Regions from separate parts of the Homo sapiens genome. Here region 2 is linked to region 1. A link is a loop called in an ENCODE intact Hi-C map of the cell type or tissue named here. Cell type or tissue: OCI-LY7. All regions are shown on one strand. Each heading gives the region's core, and the rest is flanking DNA. Links, peaks and the distances in the headings are about the cores only. Region 1 overlaps PUDP (pseudouridine 5'-phosphatase). Region 2 has its middle 300 kb from the start of STS.

Region 1 (8,343 bases), core at 276-8,275:
TGTGCTTTCACTTCCTGGAAACTTTACCAGGCTTCTCACACCCTTGTAACCCGCTGGGATTCACCACAACACCTCCAGCAGCTGGCTGCAGTTATTGCGGTTGTATGTATGTGGTTAGAAACTTCCACTCAAGAATGAGTCACAACCTCTGCACTCCCAAGACCCCATGCAGACATCCAGTGAATAAACTGCTTATTTCCTGCCGTCTGTTTTCCTCATCCTCGTACTCCATCCTCTCTGTTCTTAGGAATGGAAGGCAGTGGTGGGGGCAGGAATCATTCCTTTTCCTTGCAGTACATGTGTGCAGCATGGAATAGAAAGTGATTTCAGATACATAGTGGGAAGGTGAGCTAGTTTTCCTTTGACTCCATCCATGGCTTATGAAGCAAGCTGAATGCTGGCTGTGGGGGTGTGAGGATGGCCCCTGCACTACACAACAATGCTCAGAGTTTCTCAGGGTTTGTGTTTCCAATTAGGAGGCCACGCTTGGCTGGCACATGCTGGGCCCTCAATAAATATCTATGACCGATATTGAATGGACAATTAAGGCAAAGGTCATTAAAAATAACATTTGGCTATGTGAAAATCACTCAGATTCTAGATTTTAAGTGTTCTCCCCACAAAACATGATGAGAAAGTGAGATGATGCATGTGTTCATTACCTTGACGCAGCCACTCCACAATGTATACATACTTCAAAACACGTTGTGTGTGATAACTATATACGATTTCTATTTGTCAATTAAAAAATAAATAAGTTAAAAAAATAGCATCCGGTTATCCGAGTTCATGGTGGGGAGCCTTCTCATGAAGCGGTTAGCATTCTCCTTTACACAAGACAGACCTGTTACTCTCTAATAAGATGCTGCCTCCTGGAAAATGTGTACCCAGAGAGCACACACGGTCCAGCAGACGTCGCTGTTGTGGTATAGCACATGGAGGCAGGGGATAAGATTCGATGTGATTGACAGGCACATTTATCCAAGAGAAAACTTTCAAGATCTGATGGAGTAATGCAGGGTTTCCATTCTTATTTCTTGCCTACTTGAAGTTCCTTGAGCGAGCTGAAAGCACTTACTGTTGCGAGGCTTCCTAAGGAAACATCAGTTCCAGGTTCTTCACAAATGTCACACGTGATCTCACAAGGGTACCATGTTCTGAACAACACTGAGCTTTGGAATACTAGAATTGTTGGCACTTCACAATGCAAGGACTTGTCTCGCTCTCTGAACCCTGGGTTTTACGTGGGCAACTTGGCAAGTCCACGAGCCTTCGGTCATCAATGGACAGTCAGGGGCCACATGCAGGAAGCTGTTGCTGTGTGAAGAGCTGATGCCCTGAGAGAGTGACCAAGAAGGGAGAAAGATGTCTGCAGGTCAAACAGGCACCTGGGATTCCATAAAATGGATGCAAGTTAACTTTAAATCATAAGGGGTAAGCTGTGTAGGTCAGGTATTTACAAAGGGGTCCACGAAATGGATTTTAGCAAACTTCCTTTAAGTTTAACATCTGTTTAACTTTTAAAAACATATGCTGATGCATTTATTTCTTGTTCAAGATTTATCGAAGGAAACATAATTCCATGAGGACACGCTGCTACCATTGTGATAAATGGATTGGTCATGCTCAGTGACAAAAGTGTCTCCTGGACCAGACTCTACTCAGGCTGCTCTGAGTCTTTTTCTCCACAAGGCCCCCACACTGGCCTATAAAGACTTGAACAAGTTCAACAGCTCAAGGTCACACCGCTACATGACTCTAGCCCCCTTAAAGTACTTGCCTACGAAAACTCAAGGCTGCCAAAATAACTGATTGTTGGTTCCAGCCACTCCTGCAGACAAGCCTCTGTGGAAGGGCAGGAGCCTGACTTCTATCAGCACCAGTGAAACCCAGATGGCTTCACACTGACCAAACCCTCTTCCTGCTTTCTGCAATTTTCACTTCCCCAACTCTGCTGAGCCCCTGCTGACCCCTCCCTACTCCCTGAATTTCCCTTTAAAATGCCCAGTCACCTCTGGGATAATTGATGTTGAGCCCAGTTTCACATTGGTCTCTTTTCTCTATTGCAATAGTATATTATGGAAGAAAATCTGTGCTGATCGCTTTAACTACTGTCTGGCTGTGTTTATCCTTGACACTAGAAAATAACCAAAGTCAAATTCCCCAAAGCATATAGTATTCACATTCATATATATAGTTTTAAAAACTGTGACTTTAAGTATAAATTTAAAAGAAATATTAACTAATTTAGGAAATCTGGCTAATATAGATTCTTGATTTTTTATAAGTTCTGTATGTTTATCTATTAAAATGGAACCATCACTTACAAACACTACTGTGCGCTTTTTAGTTCCCTCACAGGAAACCTCTGGTAGCCACAGCCACTGTGAGTGGGCGTCTCTTAATGATTTACTGCAGAGCCATGCCTCAGGCTATCCCTCTTCTGATCTTCTCCAAGCTCTAGGGAGCATGCTTCTTTCTCAGACATCATTGATTTTGGCAGAGCACCTCCTTCCTTTTTCTAGGCCTTCCAAATGAATTCTGCTCTTTTGAAAAGGTGCTTGCTGCTAGGGAGAGGGCCCTTGGCTGTGTGCAGATCTTCAGTCCTAATTTACTAGGGACCCGGCACCAACTCAAAGCTAATATCAGGGATCGCCACTTATGGAATTTGCACCACAGGATCCGGCTTATGGAATTGAGTGACTAACCTATATCCTGGACGTAAGACAGTGTGGTAGTGTGGAAGGAAAGGAAACAGGAGAAAGGAATTGGGTTGAGGGGCTGGAAGAGGAGCAAGGCTCTGGCAAGACTGGCTGAACCTCATGGAACACTCCAGCCAAACACGACTGACTGAGTCCGCGCCCCAGCTCAGGGCCCTCCTGGGGCAACCTGAACAGTGGCAGTCTGAGCTGGGAGTAGGAAAGTATGGGTGGAGGTGTACTGGCTTGACAGTGCTCTCCCCACAAAATTCATGTTCACCTAAAACGTGGGAATAGGACCTTAGTTGGAAATAGGGTCTTTGCAGATGTAATCAAGTTATTATGAGGCCATACTAAATTAAGGTTGGACCCTAAATCCAAAGAAAGGAGAGGGAAATTTGGAGACAAAGACACACAGGACGAGGGAGGGCGTGTGAAAATGGAGACAGAGATTGGGGAGTTGAAGGTACAAGCCAAGGAAAGCTAAGGGTGGCCGGCAACTACCAGCAGCTGAAAAGAGGCAGGAAGGATCCTTCCCTAGAGCCTTGAGAGGGAGTGCAGCCCTGCTCACACCTTGACTTCGGACTTCTAGCCTTCTGAGGTGTCAGACAGTTAAGTTTCTGCTGCTTTAAGCCACGGAGTTTGTTAATTAACACAGCACTACCAGGAAGCTAATACAGTGGGTTGACCCTGGAGGAGAAAACTTGGATAGACTGAGGTTCTATCTGTGAGATGACCTTAAACCATCTTAATTATCTTTCTCAAATTCTGGTACTTGACACACAAATTTGTGATACTTGATGGGGAGACAGTGTGGGAAACCTGTGTTTCCTTTTTTGGCAAACATTAAATACTGACAGAAATAAAGCAGTTATGAAAATAAATATAAACTAACTCCTTTCAAATCTTCAAACAAACAGTTGCAAGAGTCCAGTTTACATTTATTTGGTCTGCTGGTCCCAGGGCAATACAGGCGATGAGCATCCGACTGCCTTTGCTGTTCTACCCACAGCTGGCTGCTTGCTTTGTGGCAATAGGTGCTGTCTAATGTTCTCCGGGGTCACTGAAATGTGATCGGCCTAAACTCCTCCAGCCAAAGAAGCACCTTTCTCTAGAATCTCGTTATCAGTATCACTGATGGCACAGCTTGTGTTCTGGTCCAATTTCATAGACTTATAGCAGAATTTTAGATTAAAATGGAAAGCCAGGGAGGGCAATTCAAACCACTGATCAATGCCTGGTAATTAAGGATGGATCAAATAATAAAAATTAAAACAAAACTATTTTTTTCAGCCATTGAAAATAAAAGAGACAAAGTAATATAGAGAGTAATGCAGAAATTTTATTTAAGGAAAATTAATTTTGCATTTCTACATTAGTTTTTATGAAGTAAACGTAGGACTACAGCGTGTAATTTTTTTTTTAAGTAGCAACAGGATTTTACCAGGCTGGTCTCAAACTCCTGTCCTCAAGCAATCTGCCTACCTTGGCCTCCCACAGTGCTGCAACTACAGGTGTACAATGTGATAGTGGGACTGAATGGTCTCTCTCATTCCTCTGCTAAGCACTAGGACTTTAGAAGAAAAGCCTCTCCACCTGATCCTACTGACCCTAAGTGCCCCTCCTCCAGGCAGGACTTGACACCTTAATGTTAAAAATGACTCAATATTTCCCTGTGCTGTAGATTTGTCTCTGTAACAACTTAACGTGAAAATTTCCCTCTCACTATAGCATGGTGTACTGATCCTTGATCCTTGTTTTCCCTTATAAAGAATGACTAGACTAGGACTTAAACAATAAAATGCCGTTTTATTAATAGCATGGGATACATGTGAGTGTCCTTGTGTTCCAGATTTGCCACTGTAACAATTTACATACAAATTGCCCTCTGACTCTAGCAAGTAGTACTAACCCCTGATCCCTTTTTTAAATCCCTTGCAGAGAATTATTAGACTAGTACTTCGCAGTATAATGCCCTTTTAATAAGCACATGGAATGCATGAGAGTTTCCTTGTGTTCTAGATGTGCCTCTGTGACAACCTGCATGCAAACTGCTCTCTGACTCTAACGTTGGCTACTGATCCATGATCCTTGCTTCTCTCTCCTTTTAGAAAACGGCTATACTAGGAATGAACAGCATAATATCAACAAAAATGACAACCAAAGTTTAAGTTCTAAGCCTCTTGAAAGGGAGGAACAAATATATAGATTACAGGAGTGTCTGGAAAGGATGCATGTTCCCCAGAGGACAACATTTCAGATGTGGGTTGCCACAACAGAAGAGTGGGGGCTGAGCCGCCAGGCAGATTCTCAGTAAGCTACACAGCACCACCTGGGGGCACAGGTGGGAGCCTTCTCCAAACTCGAAGTTACTACCTGTAGTCAGTTTTTCCATCAGTGGGCCTCGAAATGTTGGTGTTTAAGAGTTGTTGTCATGAGGTAACTTCCTTCCCCAGAGAAGAGTTCTCCAGGATCTTTTTTGGTTGTGCATAAAAGAGAGTGAGGTGAAGGGACCTGGTGGGCTCACAGCGCAGGGTGCAGGGATCTTTTATCTACGTCCTCCACTGTGCCTGATCACCGGAGATCTGAAGTCTCTCTGGCTCTGTGTATAAACCTGTTTTCTGCCCCAGGTGGCATTCTGAATGCACAGCTTGGGGTGGAGGGCCCAATGGCTCCACTACTTCACATCCGGGATTTCAACCTGCTCTGTGGTGTTTTAGCTCTTCGTTTTATCCTGCCTTTTGTTTTTTTTTGAAACACAAATTCAACTTACTACCTGTTTTTAAATGAAAAGAGTCAAAAAATATGATCTTATAACCTGTGAAAATGAGATGAAGTTCCACTTTCTGTGTCTGTAGAGACAGTTTGACTGGAGTGCAGCACCAGCACCCACTCACGCACTGTTTACAGCTACTTGCTTCTTAACACAGCAAAGCTAAAGGCTTCACACATATACCATGGGGTCTGTAAAGCTGAAAACACAGAGAAAGCTTATTGGCCCCTGATAGCAAACAAATCATGTGCAGGCCCAAGAGGTGAAAGAAAAGAGGGGGTAACATCAGGAAGACAGAAAAGTAAGAGGTAAATTTTGTAATGCAGGAAATCAGCCAGGCATTGACACCTAACCCCTTTGCCCCCTTGCCTGTGACACTAATAGGAAGAATTATTGTCAGTTCTTCAAGAAATTCATGCACAGACCAGATAGGAAATTTACCTCATGAGAGAACTGCCCTCCTAGAAACGGAATCCAAAAATCCCCAACGAGTTTCTTCCATTAACCACTTAACTAAATATTCTCTACAAGTGCTCAAATTATTAGAGCGTTATTAGAGCAAATTATCAAAACAATGTTGAGAATTTAAAGTATATATAGTATCTAAATATTATATATACTATATAATAACTCATTGAAAAACATATAGCATAAGGGTTTATTAATGTTTATTAAAGTCTGATGTTCAGTTCCTGTACTTATGCAGCTAAATCCAAATACAGATATATTTTAGCTTACCATGCATAGAATATTTTATGAGCCATAGACCCACCATTTCAATGCAACCAAAGGAGCAGAAATTTTTAAATTTAAAAAAATTTTTCTTAGCCCTGTGAAATTGAATTCATATAAATCCCTAATAGACAAAAAGGATGTATATAAAGATCAAATCAATTTGATATACCAACATGCTTAAAATCTCCTTATTAAATTGCGCTTACAATAGGCTGTGCATGGTACAAAGAAAACTCAGTAAAATAAGACTCATACAACCCAGACAGTATCTGCATTGGGAATTTCGTACTATTTTCTAAAATGTGGGACATTCAGGAAATGTCCACTTCCCCCTAGCTAGCTGGTAAGTGACCCTTTGATCATATGCCTCACATCTCATCTCAGTCTTACAGGGACAGGCAGTTTCAACACCAGAAGCTCCTGTGTTGTCACAATGAAGAGGCTGGAGGCTACCATGTAAGCGACCCACTAGCCCCGACTTCACCCCAACCAGGCCAGACACAATCAGACACAATCTTGTGCTCCCCGCCATGTGACAAAGGTTACTACCACTGGCAAATTCTGAGTTCAGTGTGCAAATGTGCTATCAGTTTCAGAATCTGCTCTTTGCCCTGAAAATCAAGTAAAATGCATTCTTTTGTATTATGTAACAGATGAGAAGGAGATGACTTTGCAGAGTTTTACGTTGATATGAGAAAGAAGTGGCACTGAACACTTCCAAAGGGTCAATGGTGACTCCATGAAAAAGACTTTATGATCGTCAGGAGCCTCCTGTCCTCACAGAAGCTATACCAGCATTCTTTCTGGAGATTATATGATCTCTGTAGCCAGCTGTCAATGGTAAATAAAAAAGAAAGGGAAAGATACCGAGGAACAGTATTTTGTTCTGATCAGGACACACTTAGTTCACCACTTGACTGTGGTAACTCAGGTCTCCTAGGTTTCACTAGAATGTGGAAAGCTCTGGAAACTCAAAGGGAAGGCACATTTAACTGGACTTTTTATTCGTTCTTTTTAAGACAGAGTCTCACTCTGTCACCAGGCTGGAGTGCAGAGGCATGATCTCAGCTCACTGCAATCTCTGCCTCCCTAGTTCAAGCAATTCTCCTGCCTCAGCCTCTCAAGTAGCTGGAACTACAGGCGCCCGCCACCATGCCCAGCTAATTTTTTTTGTATTTTTATACAGACAGGGTTTCACCATGTTGGCCAGGCTGGTCTCGAACTCCTGACCTCAAGTGATCCACCTGCCTTGGCCTCCCAAAATGCTGGGATTACAGGTGTGAGCCACCGCGCCCGGCCTTAAATGGACTTTTTCTTTCATTGGCTTTCTTAAGATCTGGAGAACCTGACCAACTATCTCAAAATACTGACCATCCTCAGAAAAATATTTGATTTTGTGTCTTCTTTGATTTGCCAGAAAGCTGCTTACAGTACTAATTTCATTTACTTTGAATCACTTTTCGGGTTGCTACTTCTAAGGATCTATCACTACAAAATAAATGTATAAAACAGCTATTTAAATAGCTTATGATTAATAGCCAAAGGAAAAGATACAAACTAGGAAATGTTAACATAATAGCTCATTCAATTTTCCTGATTTTCTACTATAGCTCTCTACGTGATTAAACAATGTAAATTCTCTTACCTAAACAAGCACAAGTATTATAAAACCCAATCTGAAGAAGGCATTTAACTCATCGTAGAGAATGCCATACCTGAGGTTCTCAATAAAAGCAGCCTGGTAATGGCCTACAAGGCCAGGGTCAAACTTCTCCTTCTCCGTTTCACTTCTCTGAACCTGTATCCTCACCTACATAATGCAAATAAGAACAACCCTGACTACGTCACAAAACAAACATAAAAGTGCAAATGATATAAAGATTGGGAAAGAGTTTCAGTTTTCAATTTCTTCACAAATAAGAGGTAACAGAAAAGTATTCTTCTTTTAAATAACTCACATCAAAAATGGATTCATTTTGCCTTATGCATTCAACAATAAGACAAAAATAACAGAATACTTTAAGTTATAGTAATCCCAAACTAATTTTAAAGTTCTTAACCTAATTTGTGGACTACTTACTATAAAATATCATAGTTTCCTATTGTCAATTTTTTTTTGCAAATATTTCATAGAAA
Region 2 (8,343 bases), core at 176-8,175, 240 kb before region 1:
CTAATTGCAAAGGTTCTTTGCTAAACAGTAAAATGAATGATTTTAAAGGCATTATTTAAATAGGATATAAATTTTGATGAAAACTCTGTGGCTCTTGCAGAATCATGAAAATGTCACTTATATACCTTCCCTTTCTCGAAGGCAGGTTGTCAGGAATTGACATTTGATTATGCAAATCTATTTTCTAAGACTAAATTACAGTAGAAAGATCCAAAACAGAAATGATTTTAGAGTTGTGTACTGCCAGTACCCACCCCCAAAAAAAGGAATTTAAAGAAAAAAAAAATTGCCTAAACTCAAACTCTTTTAGAATTACCATAAAATCTAAAATTTCAATACAGTTTGGACAAAGAGAAAATAAGAATTCTTGTCTCCCATTAAAAATCTGTTTAATCACAATCTTACTTTATTTTTCTCCCTTGTCTGAGCCAACACAATCTTACTTTTAAGTGACACAAAAAGATCCCAACCTTCATATATTATCAACCTTAAAATCATATCTGCCACTTGGCTATTTTGTGTGTCCCAGACAATGACAAAACTCTTTATGATCAGGATCTCATTGACTTCTCACAATATCCAGTATTACACAAATGAAGAAAATAAGTGTATTGGTTAGCTATTGCTGTATAACAAATGGTTCCAAGACTTAGTGGCTTAAAACAACAGCCATTTATTATTCCTCACATATCTCTGTGAATCAGCTGGCATCAGAATCAGAAGCATTTCTGATCTAGAATGAGCTTATTGGTCTTGGGTGGCCTTGATCCTGCATTCAGACTAGCCTGGGCTTGTTCTCATAGTAGTGATTGGGTCAAAGAAAGGAAGTAGAAGGGAAAAAGTGCTTTGTGAAACCTCTGCATATGTGATATTGGCCAAAGCAAGTTACAAGACTAAGTCCAGGATCAGGAATAAGAGAAACTGCAACATAGCTGAGTCCTGGGCTGGTTTAGGAGTCGGGTCTGAATCCCGTGCATGTGCTTTCTACCTTGCCTCATGAAATTTACACCAAGGGATCCTGTGTACATCTTCACTAAACAATTACAATTAATCCTTACCTAGTTTAGAGTCAAGAAAGTGGCTGTTGTCCTGCTGATCAAATTTATAAACATGCACCACAGGAAGCAGACAGAGAAGCACTTTTCACAAAGCCCTTTGAAGATCTGAACTGTAGGCAGCCAGTTGCAAAGGGTGTGGATATAGGGTGGCCGTTCAACAGGGCAGTTTGTGCAATCAGTCAATTACATCAAGGCTGAAATAATTTAACAAGTTATCCACCATCAGGCAACTAGTAATTTGAAAATAGGTCTGTGGGACTCCAAAGTCTGCAGTCGAGAGGCCGTTTTACCTCTGTTATATGGGACTAATATTACGGATTTTATCTGGCTTATTTGTTGAAAATTTTGTAGACATTACAGATGGAGAGAATGTGAACACTGAAGCTGTGACTGTGGCAACACCAGAATGTAACAGATGCTGCAAACAAAAATGAGGTGAGACAATGATGTGATTTGGATGTTTCTCCCCTCTAAATCTCATGTTGAAATGTGCTTCCCAGTGTCCCGGAGGTGGGGCTTGGTGAGAGGTGATTGAATCATGGGGGTGGATCCGTCTTGAATGACTTAGCCATCCCTTTGGTGATAAGGAAGTTCTCAATTAGTTCACGCGAGATCTGGTTGTTTAAAAGAGTCTGGGACTTCCCCCCACTCTCTTACTCCCACTCTCATCATTTGATATGCCAGCTTCCTGAGGCCTCATCAGAAGCAGATGCTGGAGCCATGCTTGTAGAGCCTACAGAACCATGAGCCAATTAAACCAGCTTTCTTTGTAAATTACACAGCCTCAGGTATTCCTTTAGAGCAATGCAAAAATGGCCTAACACAGTTGGGAATGCGGAATTTAAAAAGGAAGTATTCCCTAACTCTCAGATCCCTTCGCCAGATCAAGGACGTGAAAATGGATCAAACCGTGGAAGGCACGTTCCTTTGGGGAAGTTACAAAGAGTGTGATTCCCATTTCCCTGGAGCTGGGAAGTATGTGGGGTGGTAGACCCGCACGTCAGTGTGAAGAATGTGACCTCTATTGGAAGCCCTCTGAGAGCGTGATGCCGCTCCTTGAAGGTGAGATGTACCGAAGACTACATCAGGCGCCTAGCTCAGACCTGAGAAGGGAAAGTGGGTCATGCGAGCAAGTGTCTCAGGGTTCCCCCAACGTTCACCACCCAATAATTTGTACCTTGACTTGAATGATCTTAACATGTGAGCATCATTTAATGAATATGAGTTTTTTCAATCCAGCTTGGTGCATCTTAGGAAAGCCTCAAGTTGTGCAAATCTGGTGTGAGAGTAGAAAGACCTCTACGTGGACACTCTGGATTCTTTATGCTTGAGTGGTAGGACCTGGGCAAGAGACTCAAGCTCTCTGTTTCCTTTTTGGTATCCTAGATCATATTGACCTGGCCAAACTTACAAGTTGGTTGGAGGCTTAAATAGAGTAATGGATGAGCATATCTTAAAAAGAGTAAAATGTTATACATATGCATTTAATCATCTCTTGCATAAATACAGAGCCCTGCCCCCATGTGCCCCAAAAAGCCAATTCTAATTTTCTTAGATTCCAGGCACTCTCTTCTAACTGATCCAGGTAAAATCTACTATGAACCTACCATAGAAAGGAGGAAGCGGATGGATGTGCTGATGAGTAAATATAAAGAATGAGATTTCTGTAAGTTCACTGCATATAGGACAAACTCTAAAATGCTAAGTAGTTATGTCCACAGCACAGTAAAAAAAACCAATCCAGTTTCCTGACTGTGAGCTTACATCATTCTTTACAGTACTACACATTCCCAAACTGCCTCCATTCCAAACATAGCATTCTATTTCTAGCATTGTAAATCAAAGCAGGAAAGTGTTGGAGGTTTTAGAAGGCTTTTGCTTCACCTTTCTTAAAATGTACATGAGTTTCTCTAAATTCCTGATCAAGACAACATTTATCTTCTTCAGGCACACTCCTGTGGTTCTAGAAGGGGCAAGACATAAATTAAAAAAAAAAAAGGAGATTGGAATTCTAAAAGAATAAGCATTTGAAAACCACCAACTTCCTCAAAATTTACATGACTGTGCAGGTTTCCACAAACACTTTCACTACATGCTGCGGTCATCACGCTCCACTCTGAGTCCCTGGACAGAAAAATAAAGTGCACGTCAGTTGTTCAGGAATTTAATATCCAATGGGCAAGGAAGCTTTGCTGCAGCTACATTTATTTTAAAAAATAGGATTGATAAGATGCAAGGTTGGAGACACGGGTGGTGGTTGTTCCAGACAACGTCCTAGGATAAAGAATTACTGTTTTTAAACTGAAAACTGAAAATCTAGCCAACACCAATTTGTCATAGATCCTAAAGAAATCCACAGAATCAGAGTATTTAATTAATCTAAATGATAAATTGCCTATGAATCTCAACTGCGCAGGCAGCACCTATGAGCAGAAAATTCACACAAGAAAGAAAAATAAATGGGAATACTGGTGGTGTTAGAAATTTACCTTATAAACAACATTATTCTAAATTTTGCAGCCTAATACTTTGGAGTCTTATAATATATTTGCTCATAATCCCCGAAGGAGTGAAAAATTAGCAGTATTCTTTAGGGCTTCTCCAAAGATGTATAGCCATGCACATTTGCTGTTGCCAAATACACACATTTAAATGAAAATAGCTGACACCTGGTAGAGTCACCCTCTGGAGACATATACAGAAACATTAATCTGAGGTTAACCCAACAACCCAATGTAGACATGATGTACTATATAGGAAAATAAAATACACAGTCATATGATTATTCATCTGACAGTAATAGTGTAGCCTCCTTAGGGAAAAAGATAAAGGGAAAAATCCATTGAATATTTTGAAAAGTTCATTTTTAATCACATCTCCCAGGCATCTAACTTATTTGTAGGCTTTGCAATCATACAGATATATAAATATATATTTGAAATCTCTTCCCCTGGAAAATTACCATTCTTTAAGAGAAGACACCTCCTAGAATCTATCAAAGAAAAATCACGTTTATATGAAAAGATCATTATTTCCTTTCTTGAATTCTGAAGCATCTTTGAAGAGGGAGGAGAATTTGCAAAATCAGGAAAGGGCTGCTCTCAGAAAATCCAATCACTTTTCAAGCAATGATACAATGCCAGATGTTAAAATTTGTCTGAAGATTTCTAGAGAAGTGAAAGCAATTAGACGTTATCCTTCATTTCTTCTGTTCAGAATCTCATTACCAAAGATTGCAGACGTGTCGGTTATGATGTACATCTTGCAGGTGGCACTTTGTCATTGTTAAAATAAAGTGGGGTAGAACAGAATCTTATTATAATTTTTCCTTGGTGGGGTGGGATGAAAGAGAGGAAGATGGAGAGAAAGGGAGAGAGAGAGAGAGAAGGGAGCGAGGAATTAGATGCTATGCATATACAATAAACCTTATTAATTGCATTATTTTGAAATGTTATTTCCTAGTTACGATAATTACAGGGCATTTTAAACCATTTTAGCATGTAACACACAATGATAAACTCTATCATACGTATCTTCTGTGATGTGGCCACAAAAGAAGGCTACCATAAGAATGTCACACCACAGCTATCCCATGGGCACTGAAAACCAGAAAGCAATATGGGTATCACCTTAACACAGGCACCACCAACTGTGGAATCAGGGACACAGAGTCCAACTCTTGCTCCACTCCCAATAGCAAAAAACCTTGGCCAAGTCACCAGTCCCTTTGTCCATGCAATGATGGAGTGATACCACATCATCCCCAGAAACCTTTTCCAAGTCTACGGTGCCTTAATACTAACTAATTTTGACTGTTTCCAACAGCTCCAAGGGTGTTTCTGAAGAATGAATTTGGAACATGTGGTAAGGCAGATGACAATGTCTTCATTTCTATATGTCAAATAAAGCCTCTGGTCTTTTTCTACTGACAGCTGAGGAATTCATGCAGAAGAAAGTAACAACCTGTACAGATGCATTTGACCAGCAGGCTTGCATAATTCCAGGAGCACCTACTCTGTGCATGGCTACAGGAGAAACAGCAGAAATAAGAGAGACACAGCATGGTCTCCACCCACAAGTCCAGCTCTCCCTGCAAGACATTGGAAGGGCATACTGGTGTCAGGCAGAATTCACTCAGTACACCCCCAAAATTAGAATGTAATGTGTTCCTGTCAGGGTAAGATCAACTTTGCAAGGCCAATCGGGCTGATGCATACTCAGCATCCCTTTGCTGGGTCCCAGCAGCCAGAGCTGCTGATGGTATTTGCAGGCTGGCAGGGGTGTTGTCTGCTCTGCAGCCAACCTACAGCACTTGGGTGTAGGGCTCACCAGGAAAAGGACAAAGCCATCCAGCTCCATGATCCTCATGCTCCTTAGGGTCTGTTTATAGCTTAAAAAAGTGCTTAAGTTTTGTAAAACAGCCAACTTCACTAAATGATTGCAAATTCATTCTCAAACAATAATTGTGAAAACCATTCATTAAGCTCACGTCATTTTATTCAGAAAGAGAGAAAACAAGAGGTGATTTTTAAAATAGACTAATATCTTTAATATTTGTAAACACTATTTTTAATATTTTTTAATAAAGAGACTAATATATTTAATGTATCATCCATGTGTTACAGTCTCATCAATGTACCACAATGTAGCAGTCTCTCATTGTGAGGTATCACCCGGAGTTCTTTGTCTCACAACCAAGAGAATTGAGGAGCATGGATACAAAGGATGAGGTTGGAACAAAAGTTTAATAAGTGAAAGAAGAAAGCTCTCTGCTGCAGAGAGGGGATCTGGAAAAGGGTTACCACTTTTACAGTTGAATGCAACGGCTTTTATAGGAAACTGATGAGGGCCAGGCATCTCTTTTGCATAAGGCACACATTTCTGGTAGCTCCACCACTTCCTACTAATGCACATGCAAGCCCTTAGACTCCACATTGCTTTGCTCCTCTTATTGCTCATGTGTCAGGGGACAGAATTTTCCATTGTAGGCACGTCTGGGCAAGTCACCTGTGTAGACTTTGTTATCTATGCAGCTGTCGGCATGTCTTAGGCAAGCCCCCCTGTGCAAGTTCCCTTATCTATGTCTACAGGCTGTTCTTTTGTTTGAAAGAACTCAACAGAAGACCCACCTTAACTGCCTGCCTGCCTGATGGGGTTTTTTTCTTTCTCCTCTCTCACATGGAACATAGTCATTATGGCAACTTGGTGGGAATTCCGGGCTCATGTTAAAAATTTCCTCCCATAGCTCCCAAGTCCAAAGTCACTGGTATCCATGAACAGTAAGTGGTCTTGTCAATTCTGAAAATATTCCCCCCTTTTGTGTGTGTTTTTTTTTTTAATTGGGATTAAGCTCACATAACATGAAATTAACAATTTAAAGTGTGCAATTAATTCCATGGCATTTAGTGCATTCACTGTTATGCAACCATCACCACTATCTACTTCCAGAACATTTTTGTCACCTGTAAAGGAAAACTCATACCACTAAATGGTCAATCCCCATTCTCCCAGTCCCTCACTCCCGAGGACCACCAATCTCCTTTCCATCTCTGTAGATTTGTCAATTATAGATATTTCATATAAATGAAATCATACAATATGTGGTCTTTTGTGTCTGGCTTCTTTTACAGAGCATGTTTTTAAATTTTTTTTTAAGGCAATGTTTCTGTCTTGTTTCCCAGGCTGGAGTGCAATGGCGCAGTCTTGGCTCATTGCAACCTCCCCTTCCTGGGCTCAAGTGATTCTCCTGCCTCAGCCTCCCAAGTGGCTGGGACTACAGCCATGCACCACCACACCCAGCTAATTTTTGTATTTTTAGTAGAGATGGGGTTTTGTCATGTTGCCCAAGCTGGTCTTGAATTCCTGGCCTCAAGTGATCTGCCCATCTCAGCCTACTAACGTGCTGGGATTATAGGTATGAGGAACCACACCTGGTCTTACAGAGCATGTTTTTGAGGTCCCTCCATGTTGTATCACATATCAGTACTTCCTTCCTTTTTATAACTGAACAATATTCCATCTCCTTTAGTTTTTAATCTTCTATAATGTGTATATCAAATAAAGACCACTCTACTTTCACATGCAGTTTTTCTTTTTTAACACTCTGACTCATAGACTACTTTTTATCCCAGAGCAATTGTGATGCATACACTCTTTAAAGAAATTAGGATTCCAACTTTCAAAACATTCAGAATCAGAAAAAAAGAAAAAAAATCTGCTAGAAATGTGGAGCTACTTACTACCAGTCATCTCAGGTTACAAAGATTGGTCTGTGTAATTTTGTCGAATTTCAAAATTGAAATCCACTTTTTCAATCCAGTGCTAAGCCCTTTCTAAATAGAGCTGACCCTTGAACATTGCAGAGGTTAGGAGCACCAACTCCCCGTTTAGTCAAAAATTCAAATATAACTTTTGGCTCCCCAAAAACTTAACTACTAACAGCTTACTGTTGACCAGAAGCCTTACTGATACTATAAATGGCCAATTAACATATATTTTATGTATTATATACTGTATTATTGCAATGAAATAATCTAGGGAAAATAAAATGTTATTAAGAACGTTATAAGAAAGAGAAACTATATTTACTATTCATTTGATGGAAGTGGATCATCATAAAGGTCTTCATCCTCCTTGTTCTCACGTTGAAGAGGCTGAAGAGGAGGAGGAAGAAAAGGGGTTAGTCTTGCTGTCAGAGGGGTGCAGAGGTGGAAGGAAGTTCACTGATAAGTGGATCCTCAAACTCCTTGTTCAATAAGGTTAAAGGTTAAAGAAAGTTAAAGAAGATAAATGTGCATTATCTATTTCAAGTTCAACTCTCTAGTTTGCAAAAGTAAAATTGACACCTTGGTATAATTTCATGAGACTTAGTTTTTTAAATGAGTTACAGTAGACTCTTGAACAATGAGTTTAAGCTGTGAGGATCCAAGTATCAGTGGACTTCCTTCCACCTCTGCACCCCTGTGACAGCAAGACTAACCCCTCCTCTTCCTCCTCCTCTTCAGCCTCCTCAAAGTGAGAATAAGGAGGATGAACACCTTTATGATGATCCACTTCCACTTAATGAATAGTAAATGTATTTTCTCTTCTTTATGACTTTCTTAATAACATTTTCTTTTCTCTAGCTTACTCATTGCAATAATGCGGTATATAGTACACATAATTTATAAATCCCATATTTTAATTGACCATTTATCTTATCAGTAAGGCTTCTGGTCAGCAGTGGGCTGTTAATAGTTTAAGTTTTTAAGGAGCCAAAAGTTATACTTGAATTTTTGACTACACA

What was found. A loop is a pair of places that touch in the nucleus more often than their neighbours do. Peaks named below come from ENCODE experiments on the same cell type or tissue, not always from the same donor. Only the 100,000 strongest peaks of a DNase experiment are listed, where the experiment ranks them.
Region 2: a loop joins it to region 1, with 3 times the contacts of the local background. A loop is called at or near these places in 2 of 110 quality-filtered maps.

What each region holds. Positions count from the first base shown.
Region 1 is chrX:7,084,135-7,092,477 of GRCh38, forward strand. The region is part of intron 2 of PUDP (pseudouridine 5'-phosphatase); the gene reads right to left. Among named protein-coding and RNA genes, the nearest start is that of STS, 59 kb to the right of the region's middle. In OCI-LY7, for the core only: CTCF peaks have their summits at 897, 1,096, 5,065 and 5,264; DNase peaks (open chromatin) are centred at 907, 3,716, 5,037, 5,327 and 1 weaker place; H3K4me3 peaks cover 1,624 bases; H3K27ac peaks cover 6,421 bases.
Region 2 is chrX:6,847,070-6,855,412 of GRCh38, forward strand. It overlaps a transcript of PUDP not described here. Among named protein-coding and RNA genes, the nearest start is that of STS, 300 kb to the right of the region's middle. In OCI-LY7, for the core only: no CTCF peak of the experiment used is centred there; DNase peaks (open chromatin) are centred at 4,262 and 6,012; H3K27ac peaks cover 1,102 bases.